Linked DNA regions of Mus musculus: region 2 is linked to region 1. The links are chromatin contacts, found by Hi-C or POLR2A ChIA-PET in ENCODE. All regions are on one chromosome and are shown on one strand. Each heading gives the region's core, a stretch centred on a gene start or an enhancer-like site at or near the end of the contact. The rest is flanking DNA. Distances are from core to core; before and after follow the strand shown.

Region 1 (6,290 bases), core at 3,460-5,959:
ATAGCAGGGAAGCCATCTTGGAAATCTTGCCTTTTTGGGGGGTTTTTTGAGACAGGGTTTCTCTGTGTATCCTTGGCTGTCCTGGAATTCACTCTGTAGACCAGGCTGGCCTCGAACTCAGAAATCCCCCTGCCTCTGCCTCCCAAGTGTTGGGATTAAAGGTGTGCACCACCACTGTCCAGCACATTCTGATAATCTTTTTTTTAAACATTTACCTATTTATTTTATGTATATGAGTACACTAAAGCCATACAGATGGTTATGAGCCACCATGTGGTTTGCTGGGATTTGAACTCAGGACCTCTGGAAGAGCAGTCAGTGCTCTTAACCACTGAGCCATCTCTCCAGCCCACATTCTGATAATCTTAATTTTAGAAAAGAATTCACTGGTGCTGGCTATGATGGTGCAGACCAGAAGTCCCAGTACTCAGGAGACTGAGGCACGATGGAACATTTGAGGCATTTGAGGAGGCTACAGAGTGAGATCCTGTCTCAAAAAAAAAAAAAAAAAGAAAGAAAGAAAAAGAAAAGAAAAAGAAAAAGAAAAGAAAAGGAAAAAAGAAAAGCATAAAAACATGAAGGAAAAAAAGAAAGAAAAGGAGGAAAGGGAAGGATTGGTTCTGCCTAATTTTGATTTTTTTTTTTACCCCCTAGGATAAAGTCTGTCCCTAGGAATTTGCACCTCTGCCTGCCTCCCTAGGGCACAGCATAGATGGGATCAGTTGAAGAGCCTCATGGTCAAAGGCCTACACAGCCTCCCACACTTGTATTTCCACTGGTATTAGTTTCACTCATGAAGTCTCCTCAGGCCTCGGCCTGAAAGGCTACCAAAGATTAAGGGCAGGTTATTCTCTGAGAAGGAGCCTCTATCTTCCCTTAAAGACTCTGAGTTTGAATACACTAACCTCAGGGTTTTTTAAATGCAAACTTTAACTTCCCTTACATCTAGCTGCCTTCTTTCTAGTGCCCTTTAGCTTCATAGGATCCCGACTACACTCTCTCAATACTCCCAATTCAGTTATAAAGAACACCAAGAAAGCAGATCTCATCCATGTGAATTTCTCTTATGGATCTGCAAGCATAGTTGTTGTAGAAAGTCCCTTCAAAGTCGGCAATTCTGCCATTGTACCCCGTGCTCCCCTTCTCTGACCATTCATTCCTGGTAATGAACTAAGTGTGAGGGGATACCAAAACACAAAGGGAGTCTGTCCTCTATAGGATGATAGCTACATGCACATGTTACGAATCATACGTGTGTTTGATAGATAACACAGAGCACCAGAAGTGGTATTTCCCACATCATGACTTTTTTCCTTGTATTTTTAAACAATATTTTCTATCTGTATTGAAATGTACTATAATAGTTTTATGATTAAAACCAGCTAATGCTATTTAGCCAGCATGTTGTTATCTCAATTAAATGTTGGGCAAAATATCCTGTTAATATTATGGCACATAAATCTAAGAGGTCCGCTTTCCCAAGTTAGTCTTCATTCATTTCTACTCCAAATACTCCCACCCAGGGGAACAAGAGAACCCAAAGATTGTAACTGTTTCTAGTACATGTTATTTTCCTTTGCACAGTCTCCCTACCCTATGCTGTATCTTCCAAGTTCCCATGGCTATGGCTTATTAGCCTGTAGCCAGAACAGTGAGCCTTGTTTACAAGGCTTCCCAGTAGAATTAATGTGAAGGCTATAAGGCCTCTTCTGCCTTAAATGAGATCTGTGACCTCACTTCACCTCTCCCAGCCATTTTCTTATCTGCGGACTGGACTGATAGGATTAGATTTAACACAGTTGCAGTCTCTTCAGACTCCCGAGATGCAGGGGTTTATAAAAATTCCTAGAGGCCAGGGTGGGCCTGTAGAATGTCACACCTGTAGTACCTGAAGTCACAGAACTAGGGAGGAAGAGAAAAGGAGATTATGGGGTATGTGAGACTCTGTCTCACACAGAAATGGAGAAGGGGGAACACTAGAGTAAGATTTGCTCTCTCAGAACAGTGCCTCATCTGCTTGTGTCACCTTACGGTGAAGGTTCGGGAACCTTAAAGCCAGTACTTAACGAGAATGCTTTTTTTCCCCTCAAAATTATTTCAAAAAACAGAGCCTAGGCTAGCCTCCAACTCCCTGCCGCCACCTCCCAAAAGCTAAAATTAGCATGCCATTTTTTTCCTAATTCATAATTTCACCCCCACCCCCTTCTTACACGGCTCTGTAGGAAGTGGCCTAGAGGCTTAGAATCTGTTCTTTTTCCTAGGTAAACCCCGGTAAGGTGTTTCCAGGCTAACGCTGCCGATTCTTGGGCCCCTCTTCTGGAGACAGAGTTAGACTGAGCCCGAAGCAGGGCTTCCCCCATCTTGTTGGGTGGGGCTAATCACCTGGCACTTAGTTTAAAACACAGATGGCCAAGTATGGTCCCAGCTCTAGGCCCGAAGTTCAGCTTAAAGTCACATGCTGTAGATACAGGTTTCTGCCGATTCTGGCTTTTCTCGGTATTTTCCTGCTGAGAGGCGTGGACCTTGCCCAGACAAAGTTGCCAGCCTCCCGGCGGGAAGGAAAAAGAACAGATGGCCCGCTGGGGGTAGAGGATCACGTGTCAGACCTCACATTGGGATAGATCCTCACCTCGCCCTTTCCCGGCCTGAGCTCAGCAGCTTTAGGGAATCTCACCCAGAGCACATAAAGGGCCTACTGGGGAAAGCTGTGTTCGTTTTGCTGAAAGGTGGTGAGTTTAGGAAGAATAGAGACAGGAATGAAGGGGTGGGCTCTTCACTAGAGCGACGTCCCTGGATTTGAAACAATCCGATAAAGCCGGATCTGGCGAACCGATTGTAGCCAGGTTGAGTTAACACCCAGTGTCTGGAGGGGGCGGGGAGCTCCGGCGCGAAAACTTCCACGACGCCCTACTTTACTCTTGCTCCACTAAGCAGCCTACCGCAAAACCCCAGGCCTCTCCATTGCGGAGCGGAAAGGCCATCCGTTCATGCATATGCAGGAGGATAAGTTTAGCCGGCAGCCCCCTGAGCTCAGAGCAGCCCCGCGTGGCGCTCGGGGCGGGTGCTCGGCTCCGGCCGCAGAGTGGCGGGCGGTTCAGCCACTTGCGCGCCGAGCGTCTGGGCCTGGCATCGCCCTTTTAAAAAGTCTTCCGCAGGCGGCCGCCGCCGCAGCAGCCGGAGGAGGCAGGTTCATTTGAGGACAGTCCCAGTTCTCAGAAATCCCTTCCCTGCTGGAACATCAAGCTCTCTTTGCTGCAGTTGAACAAACTGCCCTAGATTGGGGGACGAGGAATCCGCCCCAAACTCGTGCAAGGAGCTCCGGGCGCCCGCGCCCACGTGAGCTAACCTTGACATTAGCCCCCCCACACCTGAGGTGGAGGTGGAGCCACGAGGGAGGGTTGCTGGCCCCTGGGGCGCTAGCCACTGGGCTCGCACGCTCCACGTGAGCGCGCCTCCCTGTTTCGTAACTCTAGCGATGTTTCTTTCTTTCTTTTTTTTTTAATCCCTGAGGTACCATGGGTGTGAGGTGTGCTGAGAAGGCAGGCCACTTTCCACCCCCACATCCTCGAAGATCAGGAAAACCTGCCCTGCGGTCCCTCTGGGAAGACTGCAGAGTAGGGTGTCGCGATGACATCAGCTTCTAAACATAGTCCATACCGCACCCCAACTCTGGGCCCTGCGTGCAAGGCGCGGGGGTGGGGGAGGAAAAGAGAGGTGGGGTGGCTGGTGTTGCTGTCCCTGGGCGGGGCGGGCTGGCCGGCCAGGCTGTGCGAGTGGAGATGACTTTGCAGGAATCGTGCTTTCCACGACTGCAGCCACATCTTTCCTACGATGACCCAGCCACCCGGCTTAAAAAGAAAAAAAAAATTAATGTCGTTCCTTGCCCTCCCCTACCCCACAAAAGCTATGCACACACTCAAGCAGTATTTCGACCCGGTGTCCCTTTCATTTATAAGCCTATGCATCCCCAGCCAGAGCACCAGGGTTCGGCCGGGTGCTGGCGCCCCCCGAGTATGGTTCTGCCTCGAGGCTAAGGCTGCGCTGGGGTCGGCGCGGCCCTCTGGGTGAGTCAGAAGGGCTGTGTTTCCTGTGGTTGTTGTGGAACAGTTTGTCCTTTTTACCCCCCTCCCACCCGTCTCCACCCCCTTGGTAAATATAGCGCTCACGTTTCATCATCTCTTTGTCCAACGAGCGCCAGACACCCCGGCCCGCGGCCCACGCCGCCTCCCTCCTCCTCCAGGCTCTCGGTTACCTCGCATAACCCCGCGCACTGGCGGCAGCAGCAGCCGCCCCTCAGCCCCGGCGCCGTTCCCCGGTGCTTCCCACTGCAGGACACTCCCGCCCTCTGTCATCCCCTCCCCCTGCTTCCAAGTCCCCTTAAGCCCCTAGTCCCACCCATTCTCCCCGATGTCCCCCTAGATGTTTGGAGATAGTCACTCCCAGCTTTTCCCAGTTCCCGGAGACACCCCACGCTCTGGCCCGTTGCTGGGTCCTCCACCCCCTCTCGTCGCAAGTCCCAAGTCTGATGCCATGTGCCCCTCCCGAGCGAGCGCAGGTGACAGGCGGCTGAGACAGTTCTGATTCAGCGACAGTTGCTTGTACTTAGGGGTGGGTGCCTGGCGAGCAATCTCCTTCCCACCTCCTGCCACCCCTACCCCAGTAGGGACGTGGGCTGCAGGGTCGGGAAGACGAGGTGAGTGGATGACAGGCAAAAAAAAAAAAAAAAAAAAAAAGTGTATGCTTGTTCTTCACTCTCCCTCCCACTCCCTGTTTCATTTCCACACATACAGCCACCCACCGGGACCGGAGGCGGCTGGTGTTCTCTGAACACCGGGAACTGGCTCTCTCCGTGGTCTCCTGTTTACTTCCCTCTTCTTCCCTCTCCCTCCCTTCGCCCATCACCCGGGACTGCCTCCCTTCTGCCTACAGCAGCTGGGAAACCTGCCGCAAAACACTGCAGTCATGGGACTTTTCCTGCGCCCATGTGCCTCCTCCAGTTTGCCCTGTTCTACCCTGCCCTGCCCTGCCCTGCCCTGTGACCGCTTGGGGCGCGTCTTCGTCCTGGAAGGGAAGGCTCTTAAAGCTCCTAATCCAGCAGTGCGTCAGCTCTCTCCTTCTCTTGTCTCCTCTACCCTTCCCCCCACCCCAAACCTTCCTGCAAAGGCTGGGCCTGGCAGCCTTTTTGGCTGGAATACTAGGCCACCCCCATGAGCGGCCACCTGTCTGGGGAGAGGTGGCGAGACAGCTGACAGGTCCTAAGAACTCTGTACCCAGGAGGCAAGACAGCTAGTTTCTTTGCCATCCCAGACTGTCCTGTTTGTGCCCTGTTTGTGCCAGCTGCCCCAAATTTTCCTAGTGCTCCCCCACCCCCCGAAATCTATTCCCAGGGACACACCTCGAGAGAGGCAAACCCTTCTCTTTTTAAGCTTGCCTCCCTGCAGGGAAGAATTCAGCTTTTCCTTACAGTTAAGCTGAATGAACAAAGGGCCCCAAGGAAGACAAGAGGTTCCAGCTCTGTTTGCCGCCTGTCTGAGGTTCACCCCATTTTAAAAACCACCTCTTCACCACCCTCTGCTCACTGCCATGGTTACCACCGCCCTGTCCTTGAGCGGCACTGGTCGTTCAAAGGCAGAAACAACAAGGGCATTTTAAGTGTCCTTTTAAATATCCAAAACACTGTTGGCATTTAGGAAACAGAGAAAGGGAAATAAAAGGTCTGGTTGTTTCTCGTTTCCTTCCCAGCCCAGGACCCTGAATAAATCCTTTACCCTGGGTGGCCTCTTAGCCCCCCAAGGAGAGGACGAAGTTTATGAGGCCTCTGGAGTGGAATTTAGCACCTGTTAGCATTAGTGTTGTTCGCTGTGAGTTGCCTCTTCCTTTCCCTCCCTCTGCAGCTTTAGACCTTGCCCCCAGGCTAAGCTAGCTCCACCCGGCGCCTTGTGAAAGTCTTCTGACTTTCGCTCACCTTCATGCTCTGAAAGTCCCACACACTTAACAGCCTTCCCTCCCAGCTGTTAACACTGTTAGTGGGGTTAGCATTCAGGTAGGCAAATTGCCCATCTGAGATTCTCAACCCTGAAACACTCCATTGTTATTTGGGTACCCTAGACCTTTGCAACACCAGAAACTACCTCCATTTCTGAACTCTTAGCCTTGCACCGTACTTCCCAGCCGTACTGGCTGGTTTTGTGTGTCAACTTGACACAGGCTGGAGTTATCACAGAGAAAGGAACCTCCCTTGAGGAAATGCCTCCATGAGATCCAGCTGTAAGGCATTTTCTCCATTAGTG
Region 2 (6,186 bases), core at 1,188-3,687, 140 kb before region 1:
GGAACCTACGGCTGCACTGACCTGCACATCACAGTCCATGCTGGCCTCCAGGCTCCCCCGCCCCCCCTCACAGATGCTCATTATGCTTTCCCAACCCCCACACTAACATCTTGGCCCCTCTCACCTCCTACTCAGTCTCTTTAAAACCCTCATTCTCCCTGCCCTGCTTTCCTGGAGAGATGGTCTTGGCAGCTTGGAGTAAGCTTTTCCCTTCCAAGCACTGAGCGGCCATTTCAGTGGTTTCTTTACTGTGCTTTCTGATACAGTGGCAACCATGACGAGCCAGTTAAAACCCACAGTATGACTGTCTTTCTGCAGTCATCCAAATTTGGGGATTTGTTCCCAACTTTTAAGTTTAGAAACATAACTTTAACAGCATTCTAAAAGTCTCATCCTGGCACGAAATGGTAACGCTGGTCCCATTAACTCTTTAACTTTAATGGTGAAGCTCTTAAGTCCCACCATTGCTGGTTATATTCTTATTTGTCCATAGAATAAATTCCCTCATAACTAATTACTTGTTCAGAATCTGACTCTCCTCTCCTCCCTCCTTCTCCTTGATAGGATTTGTGATCTTCCTGGCCAGTATACTGAGTGTTGAGACTGCAGGCATACACCACCATGCCTGGCAACCTTTAAGTTCTTGAAGCCAAGAATATACCAGCTATGTGTAGAAGTACTAGCAGCATGGTATCCTAAGCACTGGGTCTTTTTATTTCTTCCTGTTACTTGAACATTTTACAAGGTATTCCTTAATTTTTACACACACACACACAGAGGCACACACACACATCAAGTACCCATAACAAGTTTATATGCTTTCTACAATGATTATGTTTTCTTTCATTTTAACTTTTACTGAGCAGATTCCATTTGTATGAGAGAAAGAAGCAGGGGCCTGCAAAAAGGAGTGTTGGTTCTAGTGGTCAAAAGAGGACTCTACTGCATGGGATTTCTAACTGGCCTCCCCAGGTCTCCTTTCAATGAGTTTTCCACACAGCAAGCAGAATGACTGAAAAGCTTTAATTAGATCACAGGCCTCTCCTACTTAAAACTATTTAATGGTTTATCTTTATTTCCCCATTACCCTAGTCTCTGGCCGGTTATTATTGGTTGGGTGAATGTTGCCTATGGGCTTCAGGGGCATAATCTTTGAAAGGGCTAATGAGATGAACATGGGCACAGGGAGGTAGAGCCATTCCTAAAGAAGCAGGGAATTTAAAGACCCTGAAAGGACCCCTATGGAAGATTTAAAGGAAGGATTGAAGAAAGCGAAGGGGATGGTAACCCCATAGGTAGACCAACAATATCAACTAACCTGAACCCCTAGGAGCTCCCAGAGAATAAGCCACCAACCAAAGAACATACATGGGCTGGTCCAAGGCCACCAGCACATATGTAGCAGAGAGCAGCCTTGTCTGGCCTTAGTGGAAGAGGATGTGCTTAGTCCTGCAGAGACTGGATGCCCCAGGGAGGGGGGATACCAAGGGAGAGGCACCCTCTCAGAGTCAAAGAGGAGGAGCGATGGGGGGGGGGGGGAAGAACTCTGGGGGGGGGAGAGAGACAACATTTGGGTTGTAAATAAGTGAAATGCTTAATTAAATAAAAGAAAGAAAGAAAAGAAAAAAGAAACCCTGAAGGGAGAGGCCATCTGGTGGCTGCACTGGAACTGGTGGCTGCACTAAGGAAGCAGAAGTAGTAAAAGTTCAAGACCAGCCTGGGCTCTCTAGTGAGTAGTAGTCCATCTAGAGCTATATAAAGAGTCTGTCTCAAATAAATAAATAAATGTATGTGCTGGGAGATAGCATGATGGCCCAGTGGTTAAGAGAACGGACTGCTATTCTAGAGGACCTGGGTTCCACTGTCTGTAACTCCGAGATCTGACACCCTCACACAGACATACATACATGCAGGCAAAACATCAATGCACATAAAATAAAAATAAATAAATTATACAATAAAAGGACTAGGAAGTGTGAGTGGGCAAGTAATTAATACACTCTTCACAATCTTGAGAGCATCAGATGGTTGTTAGTGCCATGCTTCCAACAACAGGCACAGTCAACAGGCATCTTTTCTTTGGAGTTCATTTGAGCACCAGGGAAGGAAACTGCAATGTAGAACATAAGACAGATGAAGCCTGGAGTTCTGGGAGGGACCGTTGCAAAGTAGTAACACACACACACACACACACACACACACACACACACACACACACACACACACACACACACACACGAGAAACACACAGAGACACACACAGAGACACACACAGAGACACATACACACACACACACACACACAGACACACACACACACACATCGCACCTCTGAGGCCACCGGGGAGCGTTGGTCGGGGCGTGGCCTCGGGTTTGCGGGGCGGAACCGCGCAAGCGCATCGGGGCCGCGGGGGCGGGGTCAGGCGGGGTCAGTTAGCGCGGGAGCCGGGCGCGGAGGCTCCTGGGCTGCGGCTCGCCGGGAACGGAAGCCGCTGCGGGACGCGGAGGAAGCCAGGATGGCGACTCCGAGCGGGAAGGCTGCTCCCCCCAACCCCCAGGTTTCCAAGCGGTCTCTCCCGAGAGATGCTTCCTCCGAGGTCCCGAGCAAGAGAAAGAACTCGAACCCGTTGCCGACGCTGCCGCGGCCGTCCGGGACCTTCGTCGAGGGCTCAATCGTCCGCATCGCCATGGAGAACTTCTTGTGAGTGGCGGCAGGCCGCGCTGGGCGGGAGCAAGCGGCCCGCAGGCCCGGGGCGGTGGGCTGTGCCCGGCGGTGGGGAACCTGTGCCAGGCTAACCCTGAGGCATTCCCTGCCTAGGCCACGAAGACTGGCCGTGTTGGCTGTAGTAGGCGTGTGGCCTGATGTTTTTATCCACCCAGTGGTTTTGGAAGGCGTCGGCTCTAGGCAGTAGATACGAAGGGGCCGGGTCTCTAGTTTGTTAATCTGCGAATCTCGATCTACCACGGACCTGTGCACTTCACAAAACTCGACAGTTACAGCAGAGTGGCAAATTTTAAAAAGTGTACACGATTTCCAGAATGGGCAGATGACATGGTAATGGTTGTTGATTGGAGATTAGAGTGTACCAAAGAAATTAAAAATCGTGTTCCCAGTTTTTGTACCTCCTTGCAGATTCTTGCCCCGTCCAATCCTCCTTTCTTCCTTGCCCCGACCCCAACTAGTTGAGTAGATTCTAAATGTTACCAGAAATATCATTATCTGTTTATCATCTTAGAGTTATCTTTTCGAGGTATTTTTTCTTAAATGTAGGCTTGCATAATTTATAGACCCTTAATAACAATACCATTTTTTTTTCAAGCAGTTGTGTATCAGGTGTTCGTTTGTTTTATTTACACATCGCTGCGTTTCTACCTGTCTTTGTTGATGACATAAACTCATGGCTATTGTTTTTTTGCCCCGGTCTGTATAGATTCTAATAGCAAAATTGCTAATTTGAATCCTGATCAGGAAAGGTAACTGTACTCAGCATGAGGTTATCTGCTGTAACTTATCTACCCAGGATTTCATGGGAGGCACAGACTGAAAAGGCTAAGTCCATCCCCAACCATCAGAGCTTTGTGAAGAAGATACTAAAGTAGAAAAGGAGGGAAGACGATTACCCAAAGAAGGAACTGCCTGAAAGCCAGTTTGTAATGTTTCGTGAGTGACCTTAGGTAGAATGTAAGAACATAGGTGAATAGAGGTTGGAAACGATTGTTCCGGCTTGTCTGTTACTATACTAAAGAACTCCAGCATCATCCTGCAGGCAGGCGGTCGGGAACCTGTGATTTTGAAAGGGTGCCAGATAGCAAGCAAGAATATTTAAAGTAAGAAAGCAAGAATGCAGAGCTGAAAGGGTTATTTGATAAGATCTGCCTATAGATTGTGAGGCCTGAGAGTGGAGGAGTGTGTCCTAGTTCTTCCCAAGTCTGGCTCTGGCTAACCAATCTGGTTATTCAAGAGAGAGTAGTGGGGGGGTGGAGTGGACGGAGAATAAATGATGAATGCAGTTGAGCGCCTCTGTCTTGAACTTTCCTGTGGGATAGCTAAGAGAGATGTATGCATGGAGTTTCTAAAGGCCTCGACGAGCTCAGAGAGAAAAGAATAAGTCACAGGCTTGGGAGTCCTGTGTATAGGTGGCTATTGATGTTACAGAAATCTTTGAAATTACAAAAAGGAAAATATAAATTGGAGGAATTAAAAAGTGTTTATTGAGGAACTGAAGGGGTCTGCAACCCTATAGGTGGAACAACAATATGAACTAACCAGTAACCCCCAGAGCTCGTGTCTCTAGCTGCATATGTAGCAGAAGATGGCCTAGTCAGCCATCATTGGGAAAAGAGGCCCCTTGGTATTGCAAACTTTATATGTCCCAGTATAGGGGAACACCAGGGCCAAGAAGTGGGAGTGAGTGGGTAGAGGATCAGGGCGGGGAAGGAAAGGGTATAGGGGACTTTCAGGATGGCATTTGAAATGTTAATGAAGAAAATATCTAATAAAAAATTGAAAAAAAAAGTCTTTATTGTAAGAATGAGAGAAGATGAGCGCAGAGATCTCCTGTACTGGAAGGTGAGCTGAGACTCACGGGGGACTCGTCAGAGAGGCTTAGTTAAAATAATCCTTGAAGTAACTGCTCCATTGAACTCGTAATGAGACCGAAGCCTCCTACATTGAGCAATTGGAAAAATGTTTTCCCTTTGATCAAGTAGTACAAAAGAAAACTTTTTAGACCAAGGAAGAAAAGCTTGGACCAAAACAGCAAAAAGAAAAAAAGTAGGTGAAAAATGCAGAGTTGGGTATGGTTTTGTTTATTTTAATAATATAAGATTTTAGATTTGGGGGGGTATATTCAGATTTTCTAGAGGAACAGAACTTATAGAATACATCTATATCCATATACAGAAAGGCTTCTTATTAGAATGGCTTACAGGCTTTGGTTCAGCTTGTCCAACAAAGGCTGTCTACCATTGACAGTGGCTCTAAGAAGCCAGTAGTTATTCTTACTTTGTCCATGACACTGGATGTCTCTGCTGGTCTTCAGAATCCCAGAGGTAGGCTCTTGATGCCAATGAAGAAATGGACTTGTCACTGAGAGCAAGAGGGGAAGCCAGCAGGCAAAGAGAACAAGCTTCCCTCTGTGTCCTTTATAGAGGCTTCCAGCAGAAAGTGTGGCCCGGAGTAAAGGTGGATCTTCACACCTCAGAAGATCTGGATGAAAAGTGGGTCTTCCCACTTCAAGTGGTTTAAGAAAAAAATCCCTCACAGGTCTACCCAGCTGCTTGGGTTTTAATTAATTCTAGATGTATTTAGGTTGACAACCAAGTTGTCACAGAACGAGTCTGAGAGAAGTGAGTCCCAAGCAAGTAGGGGGGCTAGCTAAGCTTAGAGAATTCAGATGGACTAGAGATAGGACAGGAGGTTGCTGTGAGCAAATTAAGTCAGATAGGTTGAGAGTAGAGGGAGAGTTATAAGCTAAAGGAAGCACAGATTAGTCAGGAAACTAGAAGAAATATATAATAGAATTTAGAGTTCTGAGTAGAGATAGAAAAAGGAGATAGGAAAAAGTTGAAACTAGGGCTGAGTTACAAAGCCTTTTTTTTTTTTTTTTTTTTTTTGGTTTTCCGAGACAGGGTTTCTCTGTATAGCCCTGGCTGTCCTGGAGCTCACTTTGTAGACCAGGCTGGCCTGGAACTCAGAAATCCGCCTGCCTCTGCCTCCCGAGTGCTGGGACTAAAGGCGTGCGCCACCACGCCCGGCTACAAAGCCTTTTAAGGTGTGTGTGTGTACAGGTGTACACACACATGCATGCACACACATATATAAAACCAGGAGTGGACATCATATGGCTTGGGGCTCCAGTTACAAGTGGTTGTTAGCTGTACTATGTTGGTTCTGGGAACCAAACTTGAAGCCTCTGGAAGAGGATAAAGCTCTCATCAGTGGACTCATCTCTCCAGCACCACCTCTTTTTTTAACAAGTGATACTAGATTTCCATGTGTATCCATGTAGTTCTTTGTCACATGCATATTTTTGTTGCCACCTGGCTTTTTAACGTTTTAAATGTTAAAGTTGGTATGCTTTGTTAAATTATTTATATATTTAGCATATTAGTAGCACTCTGGCATTTATACTTAGAGATTAGTTAGGTATACCTAAGCACTAAAAACCTAGAGAAGGGATATTTA

Evidence for each region. A loop is a pair of places that touch in the nucleus more often than their neighbours do. ChIA-PET counts read pairs that join two places held with the same protein, here RNA polymerase II (POLR2A).
Region 2: a map of v-Abl transformed pro-B cells shows a loop between it and region 1 (2.2-fold over the local background). The contact joins the promoter of Smc5 here to the promoter of 2410080I02Rik in region 1. A Hi-C loop is called at or near these places in 2 of 37 maps with a recorded cell type or tissue (both v-Abl transformed pro-B cells). POLR2A ChIA-PET finds 5 or more read pairs at or near these places in 3 of 5 experiments (Patski and embryonic stem cell).

The regions. Positions count from the first base shown.
Region 1 is chr19:23,132,917-23,139,206 of GRCm38, reverse strand. 2410080I02Rik (a long non-coding RNA gene) reads right to left here and starts at 4,709. Exons shown (of 2, transcript XR_386610.3): 1 at 4,253-4,709; 2 at 2,096-3,848.
Region 2 is chr19:23,270,148-23,276,333 of GRCm38, reverse strand. Smc5 (structural maintenance of chromosomes 5) reads left to right here and starts at 2,437. Exons shown (of 25, transcript NM_001252684.1): 1 at 2,437-2,700. The coding sequence starts at 2,516. It overlaps Gm33950 (a long non-coding RNA gene), which reads right to left and starts at 2,426. Exons shown (of 2, transcript XR_386613.2): 1 at 2,329-2,426; 2 at 1,975-2,110.